Linked DNA regions of Homo sapiens: region 1 is linked to region 2. A link is an interaction called in ENCODE POLR2A ChIA-PET data of the cell type or tissue named here. Cell type or tissue: PC-9. All regions are shown on one strand. Links, peaks and the distances in the headings refer to the core of each region. The heading gives the core; the rest is flanking DNA.

What was found. ChIA-PET counts read pairs that join two places held together with the same protein. Peaks named below come from ENCODE experiments on the same cell type or tissue, not always from the same donor. Only the 100,000 strongest peaks of a DNase experiment are listed, where the experiment ranks them.
Region 1: POLR2A ChIA-PET joins it to region 2 with 5 read pairs; 2 of 35 experiments call an interaction of 5 or more read pairs at or near these places.

What each region holds. Positions count from the first base shown.
Region 1 is chr1:221,696,930-221,712,756 of GRCh38, reverse strand. It overlaps DUSP10 (dual specificity phosphatase 10), which reads left to right. Exons shown (of 4, transcript NM_007207.6): 3 at 6,291-6,662; 4 at 10,080-11,333. The coding sequence ends at 10,345. Among named protein-coding and RNA genes, the nearest start is that of DUSP10, 37 kb to the left of the region's middle. RefSeq lists enhancers at 226-405, 4,639-4,748. In PC-9, for the core only: no CTCF peak of the experiment used is centred there; a DNase peak (open chromatin) is centred at 8,326; H3K27ac peaks cover 1,126 bases.
Region 2 is chr1:221,528,227-221,544,053 of GRCh38, reverse strand. No RefSeq gene overlaps it. Among named protein-coding and RNA genes, the nearest start is that of LINC02817, 200 kb to the right of the region's middle. In PC-9, for the core only: no CTCF peak of the experiment used is centred there; no DNase peak of the experiment used is centred there.

The DNA.
Region 1 (15,827 bases), core at 6,368-11,367, 170 kb before region 2:
TGTCTTTTCTAGAGTTGGCTTTTAAGATATATCTGTAGATAACTGTGTCTCCTTCACACAGGAAAAACCCATGAATGGAGGGACTAACTTATTTTTAGATATATCTTCCTAAAAGACTTAATAATATAGCAAGCCAAATAATGTGGATGGGTACTCAATGGGATTCAAGATCCCATTATGTTATATGAGTATATCTGAAGTTTTATGTATATGTGTGTATTTTAAGCTTGTGATACTTCCTTGTTTATGTCTTTTCAAACATAAGGCATCTCACATGTAAGCCAGACCACACTGGTTTGAGGGAAGCAGTCAAATGACGTGATCATAAGAAGACTTCTCTCTGACTCATAGTCAGCCTCCTAAATCTCTTTCTTCCCCTGAGTAAGATAAATACTTCTTTATCTCTTGTTTCATACCTTATACCTAGTGAGACAGCACTCCCATTCAACTCTCTCTGCCTCTGTTTGATAGGGCCTCCCTTTACTCTTCTTGGGAAAGAAATACAAGTTCCCTGGGGGCAAGATCCTAAGACAATTTAAGTAATACTTCCTTGGGTATTTTACAGTAGGAATGATTTTCATCTTGAACTTGAAAATACCCTACTGTAAAATACCCAATTCCTACTGTAAAATACCCAATCACATCTATGGAGTATAAAGAACATTTCATAGAAAACAAGAAGTAGAAATAATCTTTGTGGATCGAGCTGGTACCCACCACCACCCCACATGTTTCTCCTGTTAAGATAGGTGATATTCTGCCCTGAAACTTATGAAGTGACTCTGACCCTGTCTTTGAAGAAGATTTCAGCCTTGGCAGCCTGACATCAGCTCCAGTTCATCCAGGCTTTGTTCTTCCACAGATTCTTGTGCTTATAGAATCTTGAGTGGCTCTGATGTTCTGTTTCCATGGAGTATATCATAGCATCCATCTGTTCCTGGTATAAACAAAATAGTATGCAACTTACAGCAATGTCTCTCCCACTTATAATAAAACACCTAACTCTCATGTAGCATTTTATCCATATTGAGAGCTCTGTGAGATAGAAATTATTATATTACAAGTCACAGATATGTAAACTGAGATGCAGAGACATCAATAACTTGCTCAAGGTTACAAGGTAAGTGATAGGAGTCAGGAGTTTTAACTCAAGCAATCTGGCTCCAGTCTATGATCTTAACCACTATCATCAAGGTACTGTTTTACTTTAAAAGACTGGTTACTCAGTAAGAAAAACTAGGCAACAGAGAGGGGTGATCAATATGCTTATAGCAAACTGTAGAAGAGTCCAATTTTAGCCTACACCCCTCCCCCTGGTCTTTGGACATTACTTCTGTTTGCTGACCTTCAGTGAGAGTGTTCCTTAAATTTCTGGAAACAGCTCACTTTCTAGCTTAGCATAAGACCAAAAAGGGCTGTCCACCTTTAGAGTATAAAAATCTCTTGCTTATAGATTCTGCATTTGGATGTGGTTTCTTTAACTCACAACCCAGCGCATTGCTTCTGAATCACATTACAGAGGACTCTTCTGTTTCTAGGACTGCAGTCGCCAAAACAGCAACAGGAGCTGAAATGCATCTATAAAGAGAAGTTTCCCACTAAAACTAGAATCCATTGCTTCAGTAGGACTGTCACTGAACTGACCGTGTGTTAGAAGAAACTGGCAGGCAGTATTTCCACATATAGTTCTTTAGGGGTGCTAGGTATTCTTTGTTGCTGCCATTTAGAATCAATGTACTGACCATACTCATTTTGGCAGAGAACCTACTTTTGACATAAGCTTTGAAAATGTTTGCTGCCCCCCCACCCCGCCTTGCCTCACCCTACCCCAGCATTGTTGCTCATGGCTACAATATGTTCGCACTAATAACTGCAGGCTCTTGTGCACATAAGGAAGTTAGCCACCTTGGTAGAAATTAGAGGAAAGGAAGAAGGAGGGAAGAACAGTTTTATTTTCAAAATCCAATTCTGTGGAAAAACCAGAAATGCAAAGACAGTGTTTGTTAGGAAAGCTAGGACCAACAAAGTGAAATCAGATATATTTGTTTAGGAAAAATAGGGAGCTGTTGCTTTCTTTATGTTAAAAGTATGTTTTGCAAACTTTAAAACTGCTCGGATACCTTGGTTCCTAATTCTTTTTTGTTAAATAAAATTTTAAAAGTAAAAACTCAGGAACATTAGTTTACTTATATAGAGTCTTTATATTAAGCAGATTTTTTTTTTTTTAGATCTTTAAAATGGTAGTTTCCCAAAGTGATGAAAAGAAAAAGCACTTACAATGTGCTGGACATTGTTTTAAGGTACTTTATTAACCACTTTAATCATTACAACAGTACAGTGAGGTAGGTACTATTGTTATCCCTGTTTTGTATACAGGGAAACTGAGGAACAGACAGGTGAGAAACCTGCCCAGGGTCTCATAGCTAGTGTTTGGCTGTGCTGGGGATTCAAACCCAAGAAGTCCAGCCTCAATACTCCTTCTCTGAATCACTGCACTGCACTTAGGGCTCTCATGGACTATGCGTGTGCATAGATCTGTTGGAATTTAGAACAAAGGTGATGATATTGGGGGTAATAAGACATTATTTATCGAATACCTGGTCGTGTATCAAAACCTTTACATAGGCTTCCTGAACTATGACCCTGATGGGTAGATGATATTACATCCACTTAATAGATTGGTAAACTGAGGCTTAATGAGGGAACCTGACTTGCACAGGGTCTCACAGCTGCTAGGAGGCAGAATCATAACTGCAGCTAGGTGTGGTTTGTCTCTGACCTTTGCTCTTAACCTCCATGCTACACTGCTCCTGCTTTGTTTGTTAATTATCATGTTCTAATATTCTTAAATAGTAATAAACATAACATCATCAGGGTTCCTCATTAAGTGATCAGTCACTTTGGCCTCTGGTGATACTTGATGGGGTAGGGTCGGAGGAAAGTAACTGGAAAAGAAAAACCAGATTAGCTTTACTCTTCCCCCTCCCCTCCAGATTTCAATTTCAACCCTTCCCCAAGAGAAGAAAACAATCCTTCCTGCAGACTTCTCTGGAAAAAGCCACCACTGTGAGCTTCCACTCGTTGTTTTTTACTTTAAGCACCGTCCACAGAGAGAGTTTTTAACTGCAGTACAGAGCTGTGCATAAGCCTTATGGAAAACTGATGCCCAAGTTGATTAGCAGAGTGGCAGTTGAACAGGAGACTATTTCTTCAGACCCCTCAAGGAGAATTTCCTTGTTTACCTTATATGTTTAAATTGTAATATCTCCTTTTCTCTCCACCCCCACCCCTCCCACCTCCAAATATTATAAGAACAGAGTTCCTACATGGCTTAAACATACAATGCACCCATACTTTTGCACATAAGCATGCTCTGTGATTTGGAGCATTCTGTGTGTCTGTCTCAAATTCCCTCCTCCCCCCACTCCGCCACGGGTTTTTTTCCCCCCATTAGGCAAATGGAAGGCCCATGCCACCTGTTAGCATTACATCATTGGCTCCCCAGAACACAGTTGCACCAAAGGCCTTAAACAAAGTAGTTCTTCTTGTATTGTTTGCACTCAAAGAGCTGATATCATGCCAACTGATGTCATTGTATGTCTTTGTGTAACTGCTATGGCAACTGGGCAGGTGGGGAGCCTCCAGCTGATGTCATTGAGAAAGGAGGTGTAGAGGCAGAATTTTAAAAAGCTGGACGCTGCTTTTTTCTGTGTGTGGGGTTTTCTAGCATGTGTTGGTTTTTTTTTTTTTTTTTAAACTAGCTGCTTTTAAGACAAATTACAGCTTGAGTACCCTAAATAAGAACAGAGAGGTTTTTCCCCTGCTTTTAGAGCCTTCTTTTGAATTTGTTTTATTGTTCTTCCCTCTCATCTTATATGGAAAAATGTAACAACTGCCTTTTTTGAAGAAAAAAGTGAATTAGGTTCCCATCACAGAATCTGTGTGGAATTTGGGTTTTTGTGGAGGCGAAGCTGAGCAGATTTTAACTCTTCAGAATCCCTTTTGTGGAGGCTGTGATGATGACAATGGGTAGTTTTTATCTTATTTATTTTTTAAGTCTTCACTGGTGAAGTTATTTTCCATATTTTCTTTCTTCTACTTCAGAATTATCTCTTCAGGTTCAAACTTTATTGTCATAATTGCCTAGCAGAATAAACTATCATATGTAAGGGCAGAGGTTAATTCTAGAAATCAACTGAAATTCGTATATAGCTCTTGTTTTTCTTTTCAAAAAGCTAGGGTAGGTTTTGACTTCTTACTTTCAATGAGTAAAGTGAACATAATATTGCCCTTTGAGTTTTCTTTGGATCATAACCATACCTTAAGGAAAATATGATTTCTCTCTTTTACACAGCCAGCTCCGGGTCCATTGGTTGTGAAAAGTCATGAGACTCGGTCTAGGTTATGGTCTGGAGTTTCCCGCTGTGGTTTGTCAAAGATGAGACTTGAAATGGAGAAGAACATATGCCAGGCTCAGAGGCTAGTGGACAGATAGACTTCCTGTCCTTATTGCAACATAACCGTCTCTTGTTCATGCTTTGGGTTTTCTGCCTTATCTCCTGGAACTATCAAGACAGCCACAAGCCATCTGTCTTTGAGGGTAGATGTTGTGTTCTGGTGGCTTTCAGCTAATAGGACTTTTCCACTTCCCCCTCTTTTCAAAGGGAAAGCCAGAGTGTATCTAGTTCTGTTTGAGTAGGGTTAGAGCTCAGTTGGCACTAATAATGTCAATCCAGATTTTATAGCACTTACATGTATATTATTATAATTTGAGCTTTGTAATAATCCTTTGGGTTTATCTGTGCATGCCATTGTGTGTAAAAATATTAGCAGAAAATTTAAACAATAAACTATGATCCGTAAATTCCCTAATTTAAACAATTGTTCGTTTTTTGTACAGTTCTTCAGCTTTTGGTCAATGTTTTTTACTTAGCTTTTAAAAAATTTAATATTAAACCAAAATGTTTTATTTATTTTCACATCCTTTTTGCAACTACTCTTTTAAAGGCTACATAATACTCCGTGGAATGAATGTAATAACTTTTTTTCTTTTATTTTTGTGTTTTACTTGGCCTTTTTAAAATATATATAAAACAGATAACATTGTAGTGAACATCTCCATATATCTAGCTAACTATCTTTGGTTAGATGATTTCCCTAAGATCCATTCCCAAAAGTGAGATTGCACTTGTTCAGGGGAAGGTTTGCATTTTAAAAATGGAGAAATAAGCACAGTTTATAAGCTTTTTATACTAGACCCATAACTCGTGGGAGGCAGAGCAGAGCCGTAAGCTCAAAAGCATGCATTCACACATCCAAAAGAGGTTTCTTGATGGGTTTATGTGCCCACAAGCCTTGGAAAGTCGAGGAGTAAGCAACCGCGCTGCTCTCACATTCTGTTCTACTGAAAGTCAGGGTTGATAAATGTCAGGGCCCTACGTGGAGAATATCAAAAAAGATTATAAGAGCAGTCCTTCACACCCCACCCTGGCTTGTCTTTTCCAAGTACTTCTCTGCTGATTTCACCTGTGGGCAATCATATAAATAATATAAATTAAAATAGTGAATGCCTGCTGAGTTCTACTGTGTGCCAGGAGATGTGCTAAGTATTTTACACGTATTCATTTATCTCAGGCTCACAATTGCACTCAAAGGGAGACACCATCACCCTCAGTTTACAGATGGTGGAACTGAAGCACAGAGATAAATGAACTTAAGTAATAGTGTCAGGAAATGATGGTACCCAGATTATAATCAAGATAACCTGTCTCTTCCAATGTTCCTGCTTGTAACCACTCTGCTGTATTGGGAGCAAACTTGTCCCTCTGGGTGAGGTGAGCTATGAAGGGTGCAAGACATGCTCCTGTGGTGCTGAGATTCCACCCGAGGAGGTCATCTGTGCCTTTCTTGGCTCCCAAAGCACAGGGTTCTATGTAGGCCACTGAGCATATGGCTCTTTGAGGCAGGTCACATTTGCAGCTGAGGAAGATTGCCTGATGCCGCGTGGAACTCTTGCTAGGGGAACATGCCCTCATTTGTAGAAAGAGCACATTTCCAAAGTGTTCCATGCAGTGATACTCCCCGAAGCTTGTCTTGGGTCTCCAAATGGACTTTTAGTTTTTGTTTTGTTTTGTTTTATTTTTATTTTTATTTTTTTTGCTTAAATACATATTTATATATGTATTTAAAATATGCATGAGCTACAATGCAAACTCATTCTAATGGGGAGGTGGCATTCTCTGCCAGCTCTGAAATCTCAGTCACACTCACCTTCTGTGTTTGTGTTCTAGGTGGACTTAGTAGTTTTAAGCAGAACCATGAAAACCTCTGTGACAACTCCCTCCAGCTCCAAGAGTGCCGGGAGGTGGGGGGCGGCGCATCCGCGGCCTCGAGCTTGCTACCTCAGCCCATCCCCACCACCCCTGACATCGAGAACGCTGAGCTCACCCCCATCTTGCCCTTCCTGTTCCTTGGCAATGAGCAGGATGCTCAGGACCTGGACACCATGCAGCGGCTGAACATCGGCTACGTCATCAACGTCACCACTCATCTTCCCCTCTACCACTATGAGAAAGGCCTGTTCAACTACAAGCGGCTGCCAGCCACTGACAGCAACAAGCAGAACCTGCGGCAGTACTTTGAAGAGGCTTTTGAGTTCATTGGTAACTATCTCCCATAGGGAATTTTCATCCGCTGCCTTCCTTTTCCCTCCAGCTCTTGCTTTGATATCAAGTTCAAGGTTTATTCCTGTGTTGGAAAAGAAAAGCTGCCCTGGAGTTTTGGAGGGCTCTGCCACCTGAAACAGCCTAAGCATTCTCCTAAGTCATAGCCTGTCGAGTGTATCCAAGCCATCAGGATGGATATAAAAGGACAGTAATTGAATTTGTTGGGATCTGTTCAACTAGAAATCCTCATCCCTCAAGTTCTCAGTGAAATAGTGGTAGGGGTTAGCATTTATGTGCTCTGTAACCAGAAAAGTGGATGGAAAGTAAGGAATCGGAGGTCAGAGCTGGTGCTACTGCTACTTGATCTACTAGCGCCGTTGAGCACCTTGGAAGCAATATCTAGTGAATATGACACCCCTTCCAAACATACCTATGCCTTCCGGTCACCCTACTAAGCCTTATTCATCCAGCATAAGGGGAGATGGTACTAGGTTTCCTTTGACAGTCTGCCCCAAACTCATTGAACTAGGAAAGATCAGGTTGTGTAGACGGAGTAGTTCCCAAGGAGGAAGTTTTAGCAACAGCACGCTTTGATCCCCAGAAGGAAGCAACTATTAGCCTAATCCTAATCTTAATTTCTGCAACTTCTATAGCCCCAAACTGCTATAAGACTCAAAATATCGCCGGGCGCGGTGGCTCATGCCTGTAATCCCAGCACATTGGGAGGCCGAGGCGGGTGGATCACCTGAGGTCAGGAGTTTGAGACCAGCCTGACCAACATGGAGAAACTCCATCTCTACTAAAAAAATACAAAATTAGCCAGGCGTGGTGGTGCATGCCTGTAATCCCAGCTACTCAGGAGGCTGAGGCAGGAGAATCGCTTGAGCCTGGGAAGCGGAGGTTGCAGTGAGCTGAGATCACGCCACTGCACTCCAGCCTGGGCAACAACAGTGAAACTCTGTCTCAAAAAAAAAAAAAAACACTCAAAATATCATTTTGGGAGCACCTGCAATATAGCAAAACTCAACATTTATTTTTTTTTACGTAACTTCAACTTTTATTACCATAAAGGGGTGGCCTAGTACTTTTCCTAAATATTACAGCAGGTTGTTATTCCAGGAAGAATACAGTTAAGTGGAGTGGGGTGTTCCTTTGTCAGAGAAAGAAAAAAACAGCCTCAGGTTTAACAGCCAGTGGGGTCTGGTGGATTTGCTGTAGTGTTGACATCTCTGGTCATTTTGCCAAGCTGTTTTCCTTGCTAATTATGCCGTCAGCACAGGACCATGGAATATTGAGTCTGAAAGGAAATTCAGGGTGATCACTGAACTTAGAGAAGTAAAGTGACTTCTTCAAGGTCATAGGAATTCTAGTGTCCAAGAAGGGGCCAGAATCCAGGGTTTTTGACTCCCAAGCCTGAGGCCTTTTCACAACACACTAAGGCAATGTTTATGATGCCCTATTAAGTAATTCCCAACTGGCAACACTGAGGATGCAGAGATACTGCAGATTCTTTATTAATAAAATCTGAGCCAAACCTGGAGCGCTGAGGAAGAAAAATTTCTCAACAAGCATATGAGGAACTTCTGGTTGATACATGATGTGATGTTATGACTGAGATTCCATCTGACTTAACTCCAGTTGGAGGAAGTTAGGAAATTGTTTTCTATTTAATGAGTAGGGTAAGATATACTTGTTCTAAGAGGATTTCAACTAAAGCTCCTTCTCACATTCCTTATAGATTATTCAGGCTTACCTGCCTTTTTTTTTTTTTTTTTAAGGAAAACAAAACCAATAACAAATAGCATTCAGCCCGAAGAACAACTCCATATCACAACCTGCATAGGCACAATTTTATTTTCATTGTTATATTATTGGATAAACTGAAATCTTACAGTCTTGCTTTAGTAAAAACACAGCAGGTTTTATAAACATAATAGCTTTCACTGAGAGTGTAATATAAGCTGAGCAGCATCTAAGTTTAGTGTTTATACCAGTTTATTTATTCCTGAATCAAGTGTGTGTAGTGGAACCGGTGGTCCAGCCAGGCACTCAGAAGCTCATTCTCTCACCACCATGCTTTCTGGTCTTGACTTGGAGCTAAATACCGTGTGCTGAAGGGAAAAAGTTGAAAAAGAGAGATGCTTACTTTTCTTGAAATACTGTTGACTATGAGAAGTAAACTTCATCTGTAAATTTTTAAGATGAAAATTTACATCAGGTTTTTTTTCCTTGGTCCACTGGTGGGTAGCCAGTAGATGTAGTTTAGGTGAAATCACTACTCTCTCTACCCCTTCTCCTTCCCTACCTGTTTATCTAATTGGTGTTCCTTCAAGGAAGCTTTCTTAGGGATGTGTTAGAGTCTAGAAATGTCATTAAGAATCTGTTCAGGTAGTGCCCACATGCTATTGTCCTGAGCTTTTAATATATTTGAAAACTTAGCAAGTCTTCCTCTTTCAATTGCTCTGGATTTTGAGCCATTGCTGGGATTCCTCCATCTTCTGCATTATTGCCACACTGGAATGTCATACATGGAAGCAAACGGGATTGAATGCTTGAGAGGTGACACCCTCGGCCTGTATACTACTAGCCTTTAGTTAACTTTGCAACAACTGGATTTTCTGGGGAGAAGCTGAACATAGTATCTTCCTAGTTAAGCTTTATTCCTTTAACCTTAATCAGGGTTTAGTAAGACTAAAACTCTTATCCATTTAATGCCCGTTCCTGTACAGAGCAATTCTATAGAATAAAGAAAGTGTTTTTTCTCTATTACAAGTGAGAGAGTTGTTACTAGCACTAGGTTTGTTAAGTCACACAACCGAAAATTGGAATTAACATCCTTAATCCAAAGAGGAACTGCATATATATATATATACACACACACACACACACATACACACACATACATATACATATATATGTGTGAGTGTATATTTTCATGTGTGTGTATAATTTTTCCCCTTCCTCTCTCCTTTTCCTTCATTCTTTTTTTTTCTTTCAGTAGTGTAATTCCAGAAAAAAAGAGAACAAGACATTTGAGAGAAGGTTCAGTGACTGTTAGAGTCGACTTGATCAGTAGCTTGTTCAACGTGAAAGTTAACTGTGTTATAGGTCTGGCTTCCGGCCACTGCTGTCACCTGTGCAGCAAACTGTTCCTATGAGCAATTCTTTCATTTAATCTTCTCTTTAAATGTAGATGTATAGCTTCTTGTTCGTGCTGATATCAACTTTAGCCAGTTCTGGAAGTTGTGACATAAGTATACGTAATGAACTAGTGGATTATACTTGGCTTTAAAACTGTTTTAATTCATTATTTCTATACAAAATAAGGCATTGCAAAGTTGAGATGAAAGTTTCTCTCTCCGTGCCTCTCTCTTCCATCTTCCCTTCATCTCTTGTCTTTCTCCCTTTTTTCAGAGGAAGCTCACCAGTGTGGGAAGGGGCTTCTCATCCACTGCCAGGCTGGGGTGTCCCGCTCCGCCACCATCGTCATCGCTTACTTGATGAAGCACACTCGGATGACCATGACTGATGCTTATAAATTTGTCAAAGGCAAACGACCAATTATCTCCCCAAACCTTAACTTCATGGGGCAGTTGCTAGAGTTCGAGGAAGACCTAAACAACGGTGTGACACCGAGAATCCTTACACCAAAGCTGATGGGCGTGGAGACGGTTGTGTGACAATGGTCTGGATGGAAAGGATTGCTGCTCTCCATTAGGAGACAATGAGGAAGGAGGATGGATTCTGGTTTTTTTTCTTTCTTTTTTTTTTTGTAGTTGGGAGTAAGTTTGTGAATGGAAACAAACTTGTTTAAACACTTTATTTTTAACAAGTGTAAGAAGACTATAACTTTTGATGCCATTGAGATTCACCTCCCACAAACTGACAAATTAAGGAGGTTAAAGAAGTAATTTTTTTAAGCCAACAATAAAAATATAATACAACTTGTTTCTCCCCCTTTTCCTTTTAAGCTATTTGTAGAGTTTATGACTAAATAGTCTGTGCAGGTTCATAGACCGAAGATACTACACACTTTAAACCAATTAAAAAGAACCAAAAGTAAATAGAAAAGACATTGAATCACCAAGGCCTGGGATCAACCTGGGCTGTCCACACAGAAAACAAAAACCCAACCAAACCAAGCCCTGTTGTGCTCACTGGTGCAAAGAGAAGATCAGGGCAGCTTAAGTGGTCTAAGAATCCTTCAGGCATTCTTTAAGGAGAAAAAGGATACCTTTGATTTTGTGTGTTTCATGCTCTGGATTTTTTTTTTTTTTCCTTCTCTGGGTTTAAGAGATTTTTTTTGAAATAGTGAGGAACTGACCATTATATGCCTTCACTGGCTTCTTGTGCAATAATATGATGTTTTAAGTGTGCAAACAAGTTAGAGCTGGCAGCTGAATGATAGACAAATAGTGCAAATTTGCCAGCTTGGAGATAGAAAGGAATTCAACAATATATCAAATACTTTCCTTCCCACCTTTTTCCTTTTTTTTTTTTTTTTCTGATTTGATTCTGGTTACAGTGCCATAAACCTTGTTACATATGTATATCAGAATGTAAGAAAAAAAAATTTATTTAAAAATATTTTTCGCAAAAAAAAAAAAAATCTTGGTGTGTTTCTGTTGATTGTGTAAAAATTTATTTTCATTATATAAATGAAACTGGTTTAGGATGTGTCTTTTTTTCCCCTCTCTTTTACCTTAACTCAGGTTCAAGCCTTTCTTAAGCTCTGGTAACTTGCATATACAACAAAGTTGAAATAAAACAGATTTTTATATAGGGAAAGAGAGATGAGGAAGGGAACATATCCAGTTTTCTCACTGTGAAACAGAGTTAGCAAGGAAGTGGAAGAGCTCCAGTATTGATCTGCCCAGTCACTGTCCCTTATATTCTCACAATGCTGTCATCCTCTCCTGCAAATATCATTCCTTTTGCATCGGGGAAGGCTTGCATTAAGGGGATCCCATCTGCCTTTGCGCCTTGGTGACCAAATCCCTGCCAGATTGATTGGTGAGAATTCAGTGATCTCCCTAGTGGCTATTTGATAAATACTTAGGACAATCTTCCATTTAGGGATCTTGATGTTCCTCCCCCCACCCCCCCACCCCATTGTCACTTGCTCACTTGGCATCTTTGGTGACATTAACCATGTAATGCGTTGCAGCAAATTGCTATTGCCTACTCTTTTCCCCAGCAAACTGAAACTCAGCTCCATACATGTGTACAGCTTCCTTATAACACTGGGTTAATGCATAGCTGGGTTCCCAATTCACTGTTGATGGAGGGTTGGGGGTATGGGAAAAACACAATGCAAATATTTTCTGTGTTTCATTAAATTAAAAGTCTAGTGGGACTTGGCCATAAGGAAGATTTATGGCAAACTGAAATTTGCCTGGGGTGAATAAAAGAGTTGAAGAATCTGGCATGTTGGATTCTATGTGACAACATTTGACATAAATAATTTTGTGTATGTTGGCTTGAAAATGTTAGGAAATATTTTTGACATTTAAAAAAATAGCTTTTCTACCAAAAATAATTTAAATTTTTCTTTTATAGAAAAGTGGAGACTGAATTTAACAGGAATTAACAGCTGTTTTAGATTATTTTAATAGAAAGTGTTAATCAGGTGAAAAGCAAATCTCTGCTTTGTGCTTTCTACTCCTCAGGCTAACAATTTCCTTGGTGTTAGAGTATTTAAGGAGTGAGGTTGATATATAATTAGTGATTTAAAATACATGGTAATTTAGCAGACATTTCTTTTTGTTATTTTAAGTCTAAGTGTTAAATTTCTGATAGCATGTAAGGTATATTGCCTCCCTCTGTCCCTTCCTTCTTTCCTTCTGCTTTTTCTTTGTTCCCCTCCCTTCCTTTTCCTTCCCTCCCTCTTTCCTTCCCTCCCTCTTCCCTTCCCTCTCCCTTCCCTTCCCTCTCCCTTCCCTTCCCTCTCCCTTCCCTTCCCTCTCCCTTCCATTCCCTCTCCCTTCCCTTCCCTTTCCCATTTTCCCACTTTGCCTCATTCCCTCTTTGCCTCTTTCCCTCTTTCCCTCTTTGCCTCTTTCCCTCTTTCCCTCTTTCTCTCTTTGCCTCTTTCCCTCTTTCCCTCTCTCTTTTTTCTTTCTTTCTAACAAAACAGAGAAAAGTCAATACAGTTTCTCATCTTTATCCACATGGAAATGATTTATGTTTTTGGAAGTTTATGATTTTGAGAGAAAAGCCTATCCTGGGGCAAACAGTAATCCTGCCAACCAGAATACCAAAGATTCTGAGAGGGACTCAGGTCTTTTCTACTAATCTGCTGTGAGTCACTTAGCCTCCATTTCTTCATAAGGAATGTTAACCACTTCATGAAAATAATACAGATTAACCAAGCCATAGCTCTAGAAACCAGACTCCACATGTTGCTGGGCCTCACTAGCTGTCTGGGAGCTATAAGGCTGCCCTAGGAAATAATTGTGTCTCCCCAAGAAAGCCAAGTCCCTGACCAACGCATGAACCATTCTCAGAATCCAGCAACGGTTGTTTTATATTAAATGAATCTAATTACTTAGTAGAGTGAACCTGTAACTAATTTAAAGAAATACAGCAAGCATTGTTATCTTAGGTTGAACAAAACAGTAGCTTTAGGTTTCTATATATATTACATTTATTTCAATAGTTAATACTTTTCCAATCAATGCATGTGAACCATGATAGGGAGTTTTCATTTCTTGAAAGAGTTTGTGCCAGTGTCTTCTGGATAAGGAAAGGCATCATGGGAGGTAGGGCAAGGAAGCTGACAAAAAACATGTACAAGGGGAAATATTCAAGAAAAAATGTACACAACCACACAATCACATGCTGGCAGTAAAGGGGAAACATGGCCTTTCGTAATACGGGAAACAGGAGAAAATGGGAGGCTAAAATGAAAAGAAAAAAACCTATGTCAGAGTAAGGAACTAGGACCTGAATTACACTCCAGAAGCTGACTAAGATAGAATGCTAATAAATTGCTCAACTAGATATTCTGATGGTAAGAAGTCCAATGAGCCAAGTTAAATAGAGATCAATCAATGATGGCCTTCACATTATTTGGGGACAGGCTCTTGTAAATAGGTCACAACACATTTTATTTTATGCTTTTTTCCCCAAACATGAAATATCAGGAAATATAGTTGCTGTTTGGTTTCAAGCTCTGATTGGAGACAGTTGTTGCATATGAATGGAGGTCAGATGAAGGGTGGTAGAAAATGACTATTTTAGCACTGGCACCCAGAAGGATGGGTCATAATTCAGAAGTGCCCCAAATCACACCTATCTGTAGAAGACTTCCTGCCTTTTTGAGGTGGTGGAATATGAACACCAGTGCTTTCTGTGGTTCCTGATTTCTTCCTTCGTGACAACCTTTGTCAGTGTTTGATACAAGGTGCATGTATCGGTGTTTAATAAGAAGCAGAAACAGTGACATAGAATGAGGGGTTTATTCCAGGGATTAGACCTCAGGCAAGTGTGGGATCTGGTGAAGAAGTCAATGGGAGTGTGTTGCATCTGTCTGATAATGGGCTGAACTCTCCGGGTCAGCACAGCCACCAGTAACAAAAGCTGGGCATGAAGTAGAGAAGAACAAAGAATTGGAATTAGGAGGAAAAACTGGAACCCACATCAGCCTTTTACCAACCTCAATGGGGGTGACTTCCAGAAGGATCTAGTGCCCTCTGCCATGGAGCTGAACATGTACCTAGCATAGGACTTGGCAAAGCTGAAGACAGAGCTTTGGGAGCTTCAACTACAGCTGCTGCGCTAAGTCCAGGTGAGTCACCACATCAGGGTAAATGTGTGCTTGCCATCATAGAGTTTGGTGCCCCCTTCAAATGGTTGCTGCTTCAATTCTGCTTTTCCAACCTCATGCAAATTTCCCCTAAGGCTAACCTTAACTCAGTGTGAATCAGGAGAGGAAATTCTGGAAAATATAGCTCCTGATTTAGCCAATTTGATACTGTAGAAAGCTACCAAAGTCCATCCCTTGCCAACTTGGCATCCATGTCCACTTCTCTTAACTAAATATAACTTCCAAATGAAGACATTAGCAAAACGATGCTTCTATGTAGTATGATGCAACTATCAGTTCTACAGATGAAAACACATTTAAAAGACGACTGGGTGCAGTGACTCACACCAGTAATCCCAGCACTTTAGGAGGCTGAGGTGGGTGGATCACTTGAGGTCAGGAGTTCGAGACCAGCCTGGCCAACATGGTGAAACCTGTCTCTACGAAAAATACAAAAATTAGACAGGCATAGTGGTGCATGCCTGTAATCCCAGCTACTCTAATCACTTGAACCCAAGAGGCAGAGGTTGCAGCGAGCCGAGATTGCACCACTGCACCAGCCTGGGTGATAGAGTGAGATGATGCCACAGAAAAAAAAAAAAAAAAGATACATAGCCTCATAGGTTACTTTGTCCATTTTGGGATGATATTCAGTCTTTTTTTAGCTAAGATCCACTTTCCCTTCGATGTCATGTCATTTGAATATACTGAGATATAATGATATTATGGGTTGAATTGTGTCTGTCAAAAAGCCATGTTGAAGTGCTAAACCCTGAACCTTGTAAATATGATCTTATTTGGAAATACGGTCTTTGCAGATATAATCAAGAAGAGGTCATATTGGATTAAGATGGGCTCTAATTCAGTGACTGGTGTACTTATAAGAGGAGGGGAATTTGAACACAGACACAAAGAATGTCACGTAACAATGGAGGCAGAGATTGGACAAAGGAACATCAAAGATTACCAGCAACCATCAGAGGCTACAAGAGACTCATTGAACAGATTCTCCCTCAGAGCTTCTAAAAAGGAAGTGACCCCACTATCACATTGATTTAGGACTTTTCGCATACAGACTGCAGTAAAATAAATTTCTGTTGTTTTAAGCCACCCAATTTGTGGTACTTTGTTATAGCAGCCCTAGGGAACTAATACAAAGACTATTATTACCCCATTTTATATTAGATGGTGGATGGGGTAGAAAAAAGAATTGGTTAATATACAACCAAATATATTTATATCAAAAAATAAATATTCATAATTCTTACCATCCTAATTTCTATAACTGATCTTGTGGTCATAGCTGGTATTTATAACTTCCTTCTTTCACTACCCATTCCATATACTTGTGTCCT
Region 2 (15,827 bases), core at 4,390-9,389:
TCTTTTTTATTATCTTAATTCTGTGTGATATTTGACTTTTATACTTTTCTGTTGTTTATTTTCCTGCGAAGTTAATTTATTTGCACTTTTAGGCAAATAAATTGGTTTGGTTAGCTTTTATTATTGTTTTTAAGCTTACAGAGCTCCCTCTTCTGTTGCTTCTGTGAAATGTTGGAGCTAGAGGGCTCTGTTTCCCATGTGACTTTCATGGAAACCTTCCCTTTTCTTTGTTGTTTATGCTGGTACATTTTAATTCTGCCCCAAGTAATTTAGGCTCTGCCCCCAGTAAGTCTGGCACCCTGTCATGGAGCGCTGTCCTGGCTGGCTACGATCAAAAGTTCACAGGGACTAGGTTATATGTCTACCCCTTGAGAAATTAGCAGAGATCCCTGCACTTACCTGTTTGTGGAACCGTGAAACCCTGCTAAATTCAAATTGTCTGCATTACTTTCTGGTGAATATCTTTTAGCTATTTAGGGATTCTCCTCCTCCCAGGTCTATCTGAACCTCCACTGCTTCCTTTTTTATTTTTCCTGCACAATGTCAATATCACACCGTCTTCTGGCTGTTGACCATTAATCCCCAACTGCTTGTATTTTGGAATTCATGGGGCTACTTTGACATCTCATTATGTTGTAAATGCTTTCCATGTTTTCGCTGGCTTGCTTGCTATTTGCTTTTTCTATTTTCAGGTGGGAATTCAGGAAGATCCAAAGTCTGTACTACCACCAGTGTCATCACCCTCACAGAATCACATTATCATTTAAAAAAATTAGTTTTCTCCCTCTGTGTAAATATTTTAATTGCAATTCACAGCCCAGTCCTGACATGCATGTTTGATGAGATTTCTTCTGAAGCATAGATGATATACCTGTCTGGTAGATAATGGTGGTTCAGTGGTTTTTCCTACTCCTATTCATCCTTCCTTTATGAGATTTTCCATTCTCAGATGGCTTTTGCTTTGAGTTCATCACAGGCACTTCTAACTCCTATTTTTTCTTTAAGCTCTTCTCCTCTTCCCCCTAGAACTTCTAACTCAACTCCACACCTTCCTGGACCATACTGTAAGCTCTAGTTAGGAACAACTGCTATTCTTCCCTTGTGTGTGACATGTCTATTCCTGTTACTATTTCATAGCAAACACTATCTTCCTCACCCACAAAGTCATGCCATTCAAGACATGCTTAAGGTACACCTTCCCTAACTCGTATGGTAGCCTTTTGCTGACAAATTTTCATTAAGTCAAGAAGTGCCCAGTCAACCAGCTTAACTGTGATTCTTCCCCAGATTTTAATACTTCAAATCTAGAGTGGTTTGCCCAGTATGTATTTAATTTATATGCATTTATTAGACTGTTAGATATTCTCTCCTGTGTTCTATGACTAAGGTCTGATCCTCCAACCTCTGCCGAACTTATCTCAAACACATAACGTTGATTAAAAGGGGAGATTGGGAATATCAAGACATCAGCAAAATTCATTAAGACTATGGGAAAAAAATCAAAGTTTATGTGATATCTCCCAATTCACTTGGAATTTCTCAGTTTATTCTCTGGGAATGACCAATCTGATTCACACTCTGGAGGTAGCAAGTTTGGTTTCCAGATTTCTTTCTCTGCTTACGTAAAGAGAATATCCCATTTGCTTCCAAGGTCTGAAGTGGCTTTCAACAAAAGATAGGTATAACAAAAAGCAGTTAAAAGAAAAACAGAAATTAGAAAATTTTTAGGAAAAAATTGTGGTAAACATATCAACTTACTAGATTAATATTGTCAGTACAATTTTTAAAAATTCAACTCAGATTTCTAATGGTCAATGTAAAAAGGAAAAGTATGATTACATAAGCCTAATTTGCTGGTAAAAAAAAAAAAAAACCCACAATTTATTGAAGATAATAATTTTCCTGAGATTGGGAAAGTAGGAAGGCTACAGGAAAGAATGGTAAGTCAGAGGATCTAAGTTTTATTCTTCTCTCCATTACTTACCAGCTATTTGATCGTGGACAATTTACCCAGCCTTAGCCCCCTCACAAATACAATGGAAATAACAACCCAAATTTCTGTGGGTATTTGTAAGGATCAAAGAGAATAACTATGCAAGTTAGTGTTACATGTCTAACTCAAACATTTCTGCAGCACTTCTCTTCTTTCCCACCTCTCAGGTCCTGCAGAACATCCAACCATTCTCCGAGCATGATACTTATCCCTAGATAATTGCAAATGGTGCCTCTTGAATGCTCACACTCCCTGCCAGCAAAGCCGTCTGTAAGTCCCTCACACTCCTGCTAGCAAAGCCGTGTGTAAGTGCACAAGGAAGTGAGACACACACTTCCACTGACAGGTCACCCTGGGTTCTGCCTTGGGGCATTAGGAACATTGCTACTACCACTGTGGCCTTTGCCCCTGACCTCTGTAAGTGGGACCTGCCGTCACAGTTGTCGTAGCCAGGCCCTATGTACTGCTACATAGTCAAAGCCTTAATAGATCCAAGCAGCATCGTGGTTTCTCAAATCCTCCATGCATCAGTGCCAACCAGTGAACACATATCTTTTTCCCTGTACTGTGACCCCGGGTACCAAAAACCACATTGCTTTGGACTCTGTGTCTCACAGATATGAGTAAAAACAATTCATTTGGACCTAGCTACTTGCAGAGCCTGTACCTACCCTAAATTGCCCCCTAGTCAGCCTGGAGGCCGTGAAGTTGAGTCCAAGGAAGAAAAGAGTCATGGAATACCTTCCAGTGTTCAGAATTGTTCTCTCTGGCATCTTACTTTAATGACTGAGGTAGTGTTACCAGGACAGTTTTATAGGCCTCTCTAATTCCTTAGATTAGTTTTTTCCCCGCCAATAGCTTCCTAGGTTCCTCATGCACGTATAGCCTGGAAGAGTCACTTCAAGCCTTCACTACGAGGACTCAGATGTGACTGAATCCGGAGTGAACTTCACATTGCATCAAGCCAGGAGACCTTGTGCCAGATACCCAGAGGAAGAGGGGAGAGAAGACATGGGCAGAGAAGAAATGAAGAAGAAGAGGCAGAATGCTCAGATGTGCTGCCACTGAAAGAAAGGAAAACTTCTTTCTTTCTTTTTTCTTTTTTTTTTTTTTCCTCAGGGAAGGTCTGGCTCTATTGCCCAGGTTGGATTGCAGTAGCATACTCTCAGCTCACTGTAAGCTCCACTTTTCAGGCTCAAGCTACCCTCCCACCTCATCCCACCCATGCACAGCTAACTTTTGTATCTTTTGTAGAGACGGGGTTTTGCCATGTCTTCCAGGCTGCTCTTGAACTCATGAGCTAAAGCAATCTGCCTGCCTAGGCCCCCAAAGTGCTGGGATTACAGGCGTGAGCCACCATGCCCAGTCAGGAAAGGGATGTTTCTTTGAATGTTGAGTGGTAGAAAAATGTATTGTATAATGAATGGGTACCTGGAGTCTGTATGGCTGAGCTTCATTTGGAGCTTTTTAATTTTGTTCAATGCCACAACATTTATACAAACAAGTTCAATTGTTGATGCAAATAAACAGAGGCATTTAAATTCAGATCATTTTTGTTTCAGTAGTGTATTTAGAATAAGTATAGAAGTTAAAAGTATGGGCTTTGGATCAATTAGATATGTGGTTGAACTCTTTCTCAACTACTTGTTAACCTTATGTAGGGCAGTTAAATTCTTTGACACTCATCTCTGTATTGAGAGTAGTAAGAGTTTATTCATCATAGGGAGGTTGTATTAAATAAAACAATATGTGTAAAATTCTTTTTTTTTTTTTTTTTTTTTTTTGAGACGGAGTCTCGCTCTTTCGCCCAGGCTGGAGTGCAGTGGCGCTATCTTGGCTCACTGCACGCTCCGCCTCCTGGGTTCACGCCATTCTCCTGCCTCAGCCTCCCAAGTAGCTGGGACTACAGGTGCCCACAACCGCGCCCGGCTAATTACAATATATGTAAAATTCTTAATATAGTGCATAACAATAAACATGTGGAATAAAGTTTTTAATTTTCTTTTTTTATTTGTGTATACAAATGGAGCTATACTGGGGAGAGCAGTAAGATATACGCCATTTTATAGGATGAACAGTAAAGAAAGTTATGAATGCGGGATCTTTTCTCAACAGTAGGTTTTATTTATTCGAACTCTATGCTACTGAGAAAAACTCCAAAAAAATGTGTGCAGGATACATAGGGACTTCGGAGGAAAACTCCAACTCTTCCTTGGAAATATTTCCACAGAATAGAAATTGAGAGAACAGAATTCACTTCCAGAAGGACAGCAAGCTCCACTGAGCGTAGCCATATTCCAGTCATTGTGGTCACTCACCAGGTTCCTAAAGAGCTGACATTTCTTATAACAACAGTAGTGCTCGTTCCTAGACTGTAGTAATCATAGATAATAAAGCAGGTCGGAGGCTGAGGAGAGCACAGAGATGTGATGTTGATAAATCACTGTCTTGGTCTATTCATGTGGCTAAAACAAAATACCTGAAACTTGGTAATTTATAAAGAATAGGGATTTATTTCTCATGGCTCTGGAGGCTGGGAAGTCCGAGATCAAGGTGCCAGCAGATTTTATGTCTGGAGACGGCCCCATCTCTACTTTTGAGATGGCACCTTGAAAGCTGTGTCCTCCCATGGCAGATGGGCTGGAAGTGCAAATGCAGACATCAGCTCTCTTATATATCTTTTATAAGGTCATTCATCCCATTCATAAGGCTACACCTCTTTACGAGGTGATTAAATACTTGTAATACTATCAAATATTAAAATACTTTTAATACCCCACCTTTTAATACTATCACATTGGCAATTAAGTTTTAATATACAAATTGTGGAGGGACATATACACTGGAACCATAGCAATCGTGTTAGTTCTTTACCCTTTTTGTAAGCTCTAAGATCATGAGTTAGAGATTGTCTCTATCAAAAACAAAAAACTTAGCTTCCCTCAAAGAACCTATTTAGGATCATTGTTAGAAGCAGGATCCAGATGAGAAAATGCTCACAGAACTAAAAAGAAAAAAGTTGTGGAAGAAGATGTTTAATAGGAAAGCACAACTGCCTCTAAAAATATTAACACTGTGACTAGTAGTGGCTTTACAAAAGAAGGAGAAGCCATAACTCATGACCTCAACCCTTGTCTTCCAAGTTTTTTTCTTCATCTTCCTTCACTAATTAACTTTGCTCCCACCTACCTGCTTTGGAAAGGTGGTTTATGGAGGATTGTTTCTCATTTAATGCTCCTTCTTTTACTTTCATTCCCTCTAGCACAGCTAACTCAAGTCTAGGACAGTGAAATGAAACTTTACTAAAGCCTCAGGGATAACACAAAGTTAACAAGCCCAGGTGACACTGCCACATTATGGTGGCATAAACTGTGCACTGTCCAATTGCAGGGGGCGCCATGCACGTAAACTCAGAATTAGATCATCTCACTTAACAGACATGACTTTCTTTAAGCATGTTCCCATCTACCTGATCTACCTCCTATGGAAGCATATTATCCACTAGGCTGGAGTCCATATTTAGAAACTCGTCTTTAAAAAGACCAAATCCTGGGGAATGCAGATCAAAGGGAAATAAAAATTTCTACACCCACCTGTACAAGATTTGTCAACCAAATTCTGGTTTTCTACTGGAGGAACTAATTTCTCCCAAATTGATTGACACAAGATAATTCAGAAGAAACTTTATTCCATGAGTCCAGTGAGATAATATGACCATTAACAACCACACAAAATATACTCTAATGAACAAGGGAGGGGGTATTTATATTATGGAAGGGATCTGCCGCTAATGAGCACCCAGCATGAGTCAGGCACTTCACTTGGGTCATCTTGACCACAACCCAGTGAGGTACATCTTGTGTTTTTACATTTTTGTTGTACAAAAGCAGAAATCATCTAAGAGGTTAAATAATTTTCCTGATGTTACTGTTAGCAAGTGATGAATTCATGATTAACTCAGGTTCAAACACCAAAAGTAGCACCAGCTGCCATTATTTCTACTTAATTCAAAAAGCGGCGGGGGAATGTTGAAAATAAAAATGAAATTGTAAATGAAGAATATGTTTGCAGATGGGTGCAAAACTCAACTTACAAACACAGTTCCTGGCATATTTATAAGTGAATGGGGTGGACGGGAAAATTGAATCATTTAACCCTATGATTAAAATTGCAAAGATGATTAAAGTGCTGAATTACATACATCAATGGTTGTAAGCTGCAGTGGATGAATTAGAACTCTGGACAATAAAGACATTGAAATGACAAGTCTATCTCAGAGCCTGGTTGTAAAGCAGATAGTTGGAAAACTGTGGTTCCAGGTTGCTAGAAAAGCAGAAAGGAGAGTTTGCAGGGCAGTGTTGAGTCTGAGAGAAAGTTTGGGTTCATGAGCTACGTTGCTAGCTCATGGCAATGCCATCTTGTAGTTGGGAGGCAGCTTGTTTGCAGCTTAGAGATGTTAGCATGATCTGTTACTGAGGAGGTGGAACTTTGCCAGCCCAGGCAATAAGACCTTCATTCAGGATAATGAAGAAGAAGAGTTCATTCAGGAATAAGACCTAGCACTTCTTACCCTTAATTTCTCCAACTTGGGTGGATGTGGCCTCATCTTTTTACACTTCCCATCTTTCAATTCATCACAAGACTTGGAAGTTTCAGTGATACATTGTGCTGCCATTTTCCCAAGAACTTTACACATTACACACCTACTACATCATGCTGCTTCAGCCAGGAACATCTTTCTCCTCCCTATAAAACCTATTACCTCCATCTGACCAACTCCCACTTAGCTTTTGGGCTCTGGGAAGCCTGTTCTCCATACTCAAGATTGGAATACTCCCCCATTACACTCTGTCTCTCTCTCTCTCTCTCTCACACACACACACAGTGTGCCAAGGCAATTTGCCTCCCTTTGCCTTCTTTATACTGCATTATAGAAAACTGTACAAATCCAAACACTTTATCTACAAGCATAACATCCCCAAATCCCTGTAATCTAGGTATTTTAAATGTTAAATTTAGTGCAAACTTACTCCATTTGGTAAGAATAGTCATGCATTTTGCTGCCAAAAAATTGTGTGTGGCTGTGGAGGGCTGTGTGAGATTCCACTGGGGGTATTAAAAATATACAATATAGGCACCAGATTATCTTTCCAAATCTGTAATTATGCTTTATTCTTAACTCTATCTGGCCATAAAAGTGTTAGCTAAGTGATGATGTGTCCATCCTGCACTGCATTCCACTCAATCCTCCAGGACAGGTACTGTACCCCAATCAGCACTGTATCTCCTTTTCCTAGAATGGTGTCCATACATAATCAGTGTGTTTAATACAAGAATGAATAAATAAAGATTGAGTAGTCATAGTCAATCCCCAGGTTCACCAGCTGTCCCTAAACTCCCCAAGACAGAGAATTTCAAATGAACTAAGAAGACTAGAAAATGTAGAAGAAATTGTAAAATGAGTTTGCACTTGAAACATAGCAACTTTCATTCATACATTCATTCATGAATTTATTCAACTAACATTTATTGTACAACAACTCTATGCCATATAATAAGCTAAGCCATAGAGATATTGGAACAATAACAACAAACAATACTAACACAAAACAGAGAAAGCAGAGACATTCAGAAAGAGATAAAAGACTTTGGCACACAGCAAGGTTTTCATTCATATGAGGCACTTATACTCCCTAAGGTGAAACTTGTCTATTTTGAATTCTTAGTCTGAGAAGAATTTTGTGTTAGCAATTCACTGATAGTTTTTATATCATTTTACTTAGGGATAACAAAATATCTCAGTAACCCATTTTATAAGAACTGAAGAGTTCTTTCTGTTTCTAAAGTATTATCTCATAATGAGTTTTACTTCAAATATTTAGAAATCTGGGAACCTGTTATCCATTAGGGTTTGGTCATAGAAACCTGAAATGACTTCAGATTTTTAGAGGTAAAAGAAGTTTAACACAGTGTGTTAGAGGCTTACACATCTCTAGGAAGGCTGGAGGAGTAAAAGTCAGTAAAGCTGATTTCTAAATACTAAGAAGTGCTGGAAGAGCAGGGGAGCTACCAGCAATGTGAGTGATTCTTAGGAGGATGCCCAAAGCACCAAAAGCCAAGAACTGTTGCTACCTGTTGCAACAAAGTGAGTGATTCCTAGGAGGTCTTCTGAAAAATCATCTGCAAACCCCTCCCGCATCTTCCTGTAACATCCGTAGTCGAATAGTATCTTCTCTTTCACCTTCTCTATCTCAGGTAAGCACCTCTCATTGGCGGAATTTACGCAAAAGATGTCTGGGAAATGTAGTTTCTAAACTTTAAGACTCTATAGTACATGCGACAGTTAAAAAGTAATGTGTTACTATTAAGTACCAACAAACGATATCTACCAAAGTACACCTTCCTCATAGTTGTTAACATTTTTACACAGACATTTCATCCCTATTCCTCTTTAGGCTTCCAGGAATTAAAAAACAGGAAGAGGACAAGAGCAAATGATTTTCTTCACCGAGGATGGTTTATTTTGTTTTCTGACATTTGTGTGTGTGTGTGTGTGTGTGTGTGTGTATGTAATGGTGTAAGAGAGTCATACTGGCAACATGAAAACAGAATGATCTGTTGGTAAAAGGTCTGTGGAGCTGAAGTGGATTAAGTCCCAAATATACGCTAATTTATATGGGGGAAATGACAGAATTATATCTAGGACCCAAAGTAGACTGAATTTATTTGGCTATTTCTTATATTTGGGTGCTCTTGGATACCTGTACAAGAATGTAAATACATGTACCCTGAGGTCTTCCTGGACTTCTGACACAATTTTAGAAAACTGGTGGGGGAAATGGAATCATAGGGGCAATGAGAGATTATAATTAAGAAGTCAAATATTCCTCAGTTGCTTTAGAAACATTCTCCTCTTATGGAATACAGAAATGTATAAAACTGGCTATTGAAATATATAAAAAGGGCTGCTGTTTTCTTGGTCTCAGCTTATGCTATTTTGTGAAATACATATATTTGTCTTCTTCCCCATTTTCTGACACAGAGCTCCTAAATCCTTTGGAATTTCATGGGTGATAGAAACATCTTTTGTTCTACTGGGGTGACTCTTGGTGGGCCCCTAGATATCATCAGGATGGGGACCAGTTTCCAAGGGAAGCAAGCAGGTGACTAGAGGTTTGGGGCTTTCAGCCCTATCCTCCAACCTCTGGAAAGAGGAGAGGAGCTGAAGTTTGAGCTGATCATCAATAGTCAATGATTAATCAATTATGCCTATGTGTTGAAGCCTCCATAACAACCCAACAGTGCAAGGTTTGGAGAGCTTCCAGATAACTGGACACATGGAGGTTCCTGGAGGGTGGCTCACCCAGAGAGGGCATGGAAACTCCTTGCCACTCCTCCCATACCTTACTGTATGCATTTCTTCCATCTGGATGCTCATCTCTATCATTTATAATATCCATTAAAATAAACCAGTAAACATAAGCAAAGTGTTCTCCTGAATTCTGTAAGCCACTCTAGCAAATTTGTCAGATCAAGGAGGGTGCTGTGGGAGCCCTGATTTACAGCCAATTGATCAGAAGCACAGGCCACAGCTTGGGCTTGCAACTGGCATCCTAAGTCGGGGAGGGGGGACATGTGTCTTATGGACTGAGCCCTCAACCTGTTAGGTCTGACCCTATCTCCAGGTAGGTAGTGTCAGAATTGAATTGGACGACACCCAACTGGTGTCCATGGGAGATTCTGCCAGGGAATTTCTCAGTGTTTGGGGAACCCCCACCCCACAACATATACACTCAGCTGGTGTCAGAAGCATAGTGGGAGAAACTGAATTTATCTTTTCCTATATCCTCACAGCTTACCTAAATTCAAGTGTTTAGTAAAACAACTCAAAGCATATTTGATTCTGAGCAGTGGCTTTAACGTCAAAATTGAAGAGAAATGAGTAGACTTTACTTGCAGGTTTTGTTCAGATGGACTATTCTCTAGTAATAAAAACCAAACCAGAAGCAACCCTGATCATTAGACATGATATTCAGATGCTTGAAGTCATGAGGAGTAAGCAATTTTCTGCCAGTATATTTAAAATGAATGCTCAGTTTAATCAATTCTCCTTTTACAGTTTTCAACACCTTAAAAGGAAAGGCAACCTGCAAACTAAACCCCGTAGATGCTCCAAATTATCCAGGGCATATTCAGCAAATTAAAATCAATATTAAACATCATTACATTGAAAAATCACATTACTCAGCAAGCCTCCAAAAGGTTGCAGATTTTTGAAGTGATCCATTTTTCTCCAAGATTCATAAGTTGCCTGTCAATGAATTTAACTGGATATTTATTGAAATTAATGGCAGCCTCAGCTGATTGAACAGGCTTTACTTTAGGTTTTGTTTTTATTTTTTATGGCTGTTTTCCCTTCCTTTGCCTTCCCATGTTGTATGCTGATGAAACCACAAGAAAATGAATGGAGAAAGCTCTACCATAGAATTGAGAAACAGGCTTTTCTCACCGCACCTCACAAAATGGGAAAATATTGCCAATGACGCATTACCTCCCATCCCCAGTTCATCACTGTTCAGATTATTTAAAAGCCCATTTTCACGGGAAGCCTTTCTACAGCATTGCGGGTGAAGGGCAGAAGTTTCACGGGCTCACAGGCTGTGTCCAAATCCCTATCCGCCAGGCATTTGCCTTGTCATCCGGAGCAAGCTCCTTAACAAGTCTCTTTGCCTCAGTTTCCCCACTTGCATATTAGAACTGATAATAATGCCCATGGGCTTAGAAACTGCTTAGCATAACACCTGGAACCTCAAAATAGTTCCTTAAGAACCTCAAAATAGTTCCTTAAGAATTCGCTATTATTATTTGGTTCTCTACTGGTGAAATAAAATTATATGGCTATATTTTATTCCTCTTGAGATTAACAAACTATACTTGTACAACTACAATGAAAATACCAAACTCTGTTTCAATGTGACAAATACAAGCCTGGAGAAGTGGAAAGTGATAAGAGAAGGGATGATGCCTTTTGTTTGTTTGTTTCTCTTTCCCTCCACTTCTCCACCTCCACTTCCATTGTGCCATGTTTTATAGACGTCTTCTGGGACTCTAAAAACCCTAATACCCAAAGAGAAGGTGCAATGTAGAGGAAATAGGAGGCTGTAGAGCATCCCTTTCTAGAATGCATTTTTTTTTGACTTGTGGTTAACTTCATAGCTACTTTTCCAGTATCTCCTGCACACCTTCATTTCTTTATTTACTTATCCAATATACACCACTATTTACCAACCACGAAACTGGGTGATGGAAATAAAAGTTTATTCAGTTAGAAACCCAATCCTCAGTAATCCTGCTCACTAGTGAAAGGAACAATATTAAGACACTTAATCCTTCTAGAGGCACATAGCATAGTGGTTATGAGTTCAGCCTCTCTATCTAAACTCTCTTGGTTTGAATCCTGGCTTTCTGACTTAAACTTCGGTCAAGTTACTTTACCTGTCTATGCTTCACTTGCCCATCTGTAAAATGGGGTTTTAAGTATAAAGCAGGTTTATATATACATAACTCCTAAAACAGTGCCTGGCTTATAGTTAACATTAAAAAAATGTTTCTCATTATCACTGTCATGACTCTAATGTTTCTATTGGGATATTGTAGAACGAAGATAAGAGAGAGTGGAATAAAAGAAAAATGATTAATTTATTTCTGGACACAATAGGTGCCTCAGAGGACACCCAACTGGAAATCATTAATCAGCATTTGGCTGGTCACACAGGTCTGGCACCCCAGCGAGTACTGAGGGTGAGAGCTAAAGATTTGGGCATCGGCATTATTCCACATGGGAGTGGAGGTTGAAATCATGGGCATGAATGGAGCCACCAGGAAAAGTGTGAGGGTGAATAATTTAAGACATCCTATATTTGAGAGCTGGGTGGAGGTAGGGGAGCTTGGGGAATGGGAGGCTTGACTGAAGAGGGAAGGTTGTGTGAGGCTGGGAGGGAAGTGTGCGGATGTATTAGGGGACTCAGCCCATGAATTGCCTTGGACCCTTTGCATTTACTTCTCAATCATCTCTGGCCCCAGGTTCGATTAACTTGGTAGAAAATAATTAAGGGCCCAATAAGCTTGCACAAAGGAAGGTAGAAACAGACAGGAGAGAGAGGAGGAATGACCCAGGTCCTGCTTTTCTGAGCCCCCTCCCCTTCATACACACTTCATGCCCTTAAGAACACCTTCCAGATTAAGAAAAAAACACACACAAAAAACAAACAGAAAAAGAACACTTTCATTTTCTTTAACAACTTGGGTAGTCTTGACTTCAAATCTTCGATCCATCAGACCGCATCATATACATCAAACATTGTTAAATATGTATGCCCCAAAACTTGCCTTAGGAATATGATCATTGTACACATGGGAAACTTCTGGTTCTCCTAACTTCCTTTCATCATTTAACTAGAGTAACTTCCACGTGCCTGGAATTGGGGAATCTGTGGTGAATAGAGTCTAGAGAAGGAGATGAACTGTTAAATAATTGTGAATATAAAATTATACTGGGGGAAGGATGCGGACTTGAGAGAAGAGAGCAGGGGGAGGGGGTTCTGAGCTTGTCTAAATTATCCAGAAGAGACTCCTGGATGAAGTCACTTTTATGTTAAAAGCTGAAAAATAAATACATTTTAAAAGGCAAATGATTTATTCTGAAGAGAAACAAAAGCATAAAATAAATATATTTTAGTTTGAGGGGATGAACAAAAGTAAGAGTGCTCCTGACAGAAGGGTAGGATGTGCAAAGGCCTGGAGGCAAGGGAGAGTGTGACAGAGGCGTGGACAGCTGAGATTAGTCCAGTGGTGCGGGAGCATCTCAGGGCTTAAAGGAAAATGGGGCAGAGAAGGCTGAAGGTAGTAGCACAGGCTTGATCATTGGGGCTGAGGGGCTGGAGTGTATAGGGCTTTTTATGAAGTTTCCTGTTGAAGGGAGGAAGTCCAGAGTGACTCTGAGGACTTTGCATCCAACAGTTTGGTGGTTAATGAGGTTATTTCCTAAGACAAAACAAAACAAAACAAAAACAGCAAAGAAATACCCAAAGAAGTACCAATATTTAAGGGATGAGTCAAGAGGAAAAGCCAAGTTATAAAACTAAAAGGGAATGCCCAGAGAAATAGTAGGAAAACCAGGAAAATGTGAGGTTGTGGAAGCCAAGGGAGGAAGGGACCTCAGAAAAAAAGAAACATCACCAGAACCTCTTGCTGTAAGCAAAGTGATAATGAAAAAAATATCCATTGCACACAGTGACATTGAAGTGGTAGGCAATTGTGGCAAAAGCAGTTTGGGAGTGATGGGTGCAAAAGCCCCACTCTTCCTGGATGTAGAATGGGAGATTAAGAAGGAGAGACATCACACCTGTAATCCCAGCATTTTGGAAGGCCAAGGCAGGTGGATCACCAGAGGTCAGGAGTTTGAGACCAGCCCTCAAGCATGGTTAAACCCCATCTTTACTAAAAACACAAAAAAATAGCCAAGCATTGTGGCAGATGTCTGTAATTCCAGCTACTTGGGAGGCTGAGATGGGAGAATTGCTTGAACCTGGAAGGCAGAGGCTGCAGTGAGCTGAGATTGCGTCACTGCATTCCAGACTGGGTGACAGAGCAAGACTCCATCTCAAAATAAATAAATAAATAAATAAATAAATAAATAAATAAATAAATAAATAAATAAATAAATAAATAAAAGAATGAGAGATAGCTCTAAGTAGAAAGATGGCTGAAGAAATTTCTCTGTAAAGGAAGAAGAGACAGGGACCCTGGAGTTGAAGAAGAGTGATTTCTTATTTTGTTTTTCATATGTAAGAGTCTTGAGCATATTTAAATTCTGAAAGCACACACTGAAATTGAAAGATGGAGATCCAGGAGAGACAAAGCACAGCTATTAGTGTGAGATGCTCAAAGCAGCGGGTGGGGCTGGGATCCGGAGCCCAGGCAGAGGTAGGAAGATGGACACTTTGTTCACCTTCACATGAGGGAAGCAGTCAGATAGGACTGGAGAGAAACTAGCATATGTTGGAGTGGGGTCAGGATGCTGCACACTCTCAATGTTTCTTCAGTTGAGGAAAATACATGAGTCAGGATCCTGGCAAAAACCAAATCATCAGAGTGCATAATTAGAGACCACTTAATAGATGTGGGACTAAGGTTAAAAGGAGGCATTCAGGCCAGGCACGGTGGCTTACACCTGTAATCCCAGCACTTTGGGAGGCCGAGGTGGAGGGATCAGGAGGTCAAGAGATCAAGACCATCCTGGCGAACATGGTGAAACCCTGTCTCTACTAAAAATACAAAAATTAGCTGGACGTGGTGGCACCGCACCTGTAGTCCCAGGTACCTGGGAGGCTGAGGCAGGAGAATAGCTAGAACCTGGGAGGCAAAGGTTGCAGTGAGCCGAGATTGTGCCACTGCACTCCTGCCTGGGTGACAGAGCGAGACTCCATCTCAAATAAATAAATAAATAAATAAATAAATAAATAAAAATTTCAAAAAAAAGGAAGCATTCAGAGACTAATAGCACCAGAAACTGTTACACTGTTAGTGTTGAAGGGACAAGGGGAAGAATAAGTGCAATTGAAAGCCAATGAGATCAGAATCCTTGGAACAGAGGCCACCCAGCAGGAGCTGAAGTCATGAAGTGATGCAGATACTACTAGAGATAACAGCAAACCAGAAGGACACACAGAATATTGTTCATCTACCAGTGATTTCCAGTGGCCAAACCCAAACAAAAGGCAGGTGGCAAGGAGCCTGGGACCCAGAGAAGTACAAGGAATGTACATGTAGAAGGGAGCAAGTAGAGAATAGCCATCATGGTGAAGGATGAGATAAAGTTATCTTCTGAGAATGTGGGACAAGGGTCATCATTCCCAACCTACCCAAGACTCTAGCATCATGTGGCTTTGCACAGTCTGCTAAGAAGAGTGACACACATTATAATCTATACTGGAAGGCTCAAGACTTCCAGGGTCTTCACATTTCAGTCAGAAGATCTTACGGGTCTTCTTACAGAAATCTTCCTACAGATACCCATTCTAATCCTGACAGTTCTGTCCCCAGGGAAATAGAAGGGAGGTGCATATGAACTCAGTTCTGAGTTCTGGGAAAAGAAGTAGAGAAAAGACTCAGAGTAACTTGACCTCTAAGATGTTTTTAAGATCATCAAATTTCTCTTATATCTTAGCAAAAGGCAGTATTTCTGGACAAAGTAAAACTTTCAAGTTATTCTCAGATATAACTCTTGCCACATGTTTCTTGCTCTTTGACTCTTACCTCCTGGTATTCACATCTTTGTGTAATTTCTTCCTACCAGGGTTGATCTGTGTAGCTAATAAAATACGGCGTATGTGAGGGTATACATCACTTCTGAGATTATATTATGAAAGACATCCTGGCTTTCATTTGGTTTCTCTCTCTCTCATCACTTTGTCTAAGGAAGCCATAAGCCATGTCACCAGCAGTCCTCTGGAAAGATCTACATAGATCTACATGGTGAGGACCTGACACCTCCAGCCAACAGCCATGTGTGTGAACATGGAGGCATATGCTTTAGCTCTAGCCAAGCCTTCAGATGACGGTTGTCAAGGCCAATATCTTGGCTGCAACTTCATAGGAGGGGCTAAGCCCAAGTATTACTGCTTCCAGATTCTGTGAGCAACATTGTGAAATAATTAATGTTTGTTGTTTTAAGCTGCTAAGTTTTGGGATGCTTTGTTATGTAACAACAGATACCCAATGGAGTGACTGACAAATCCCCCCCAGTGCTGATCATGTTGTCTGCTTTCTTCCA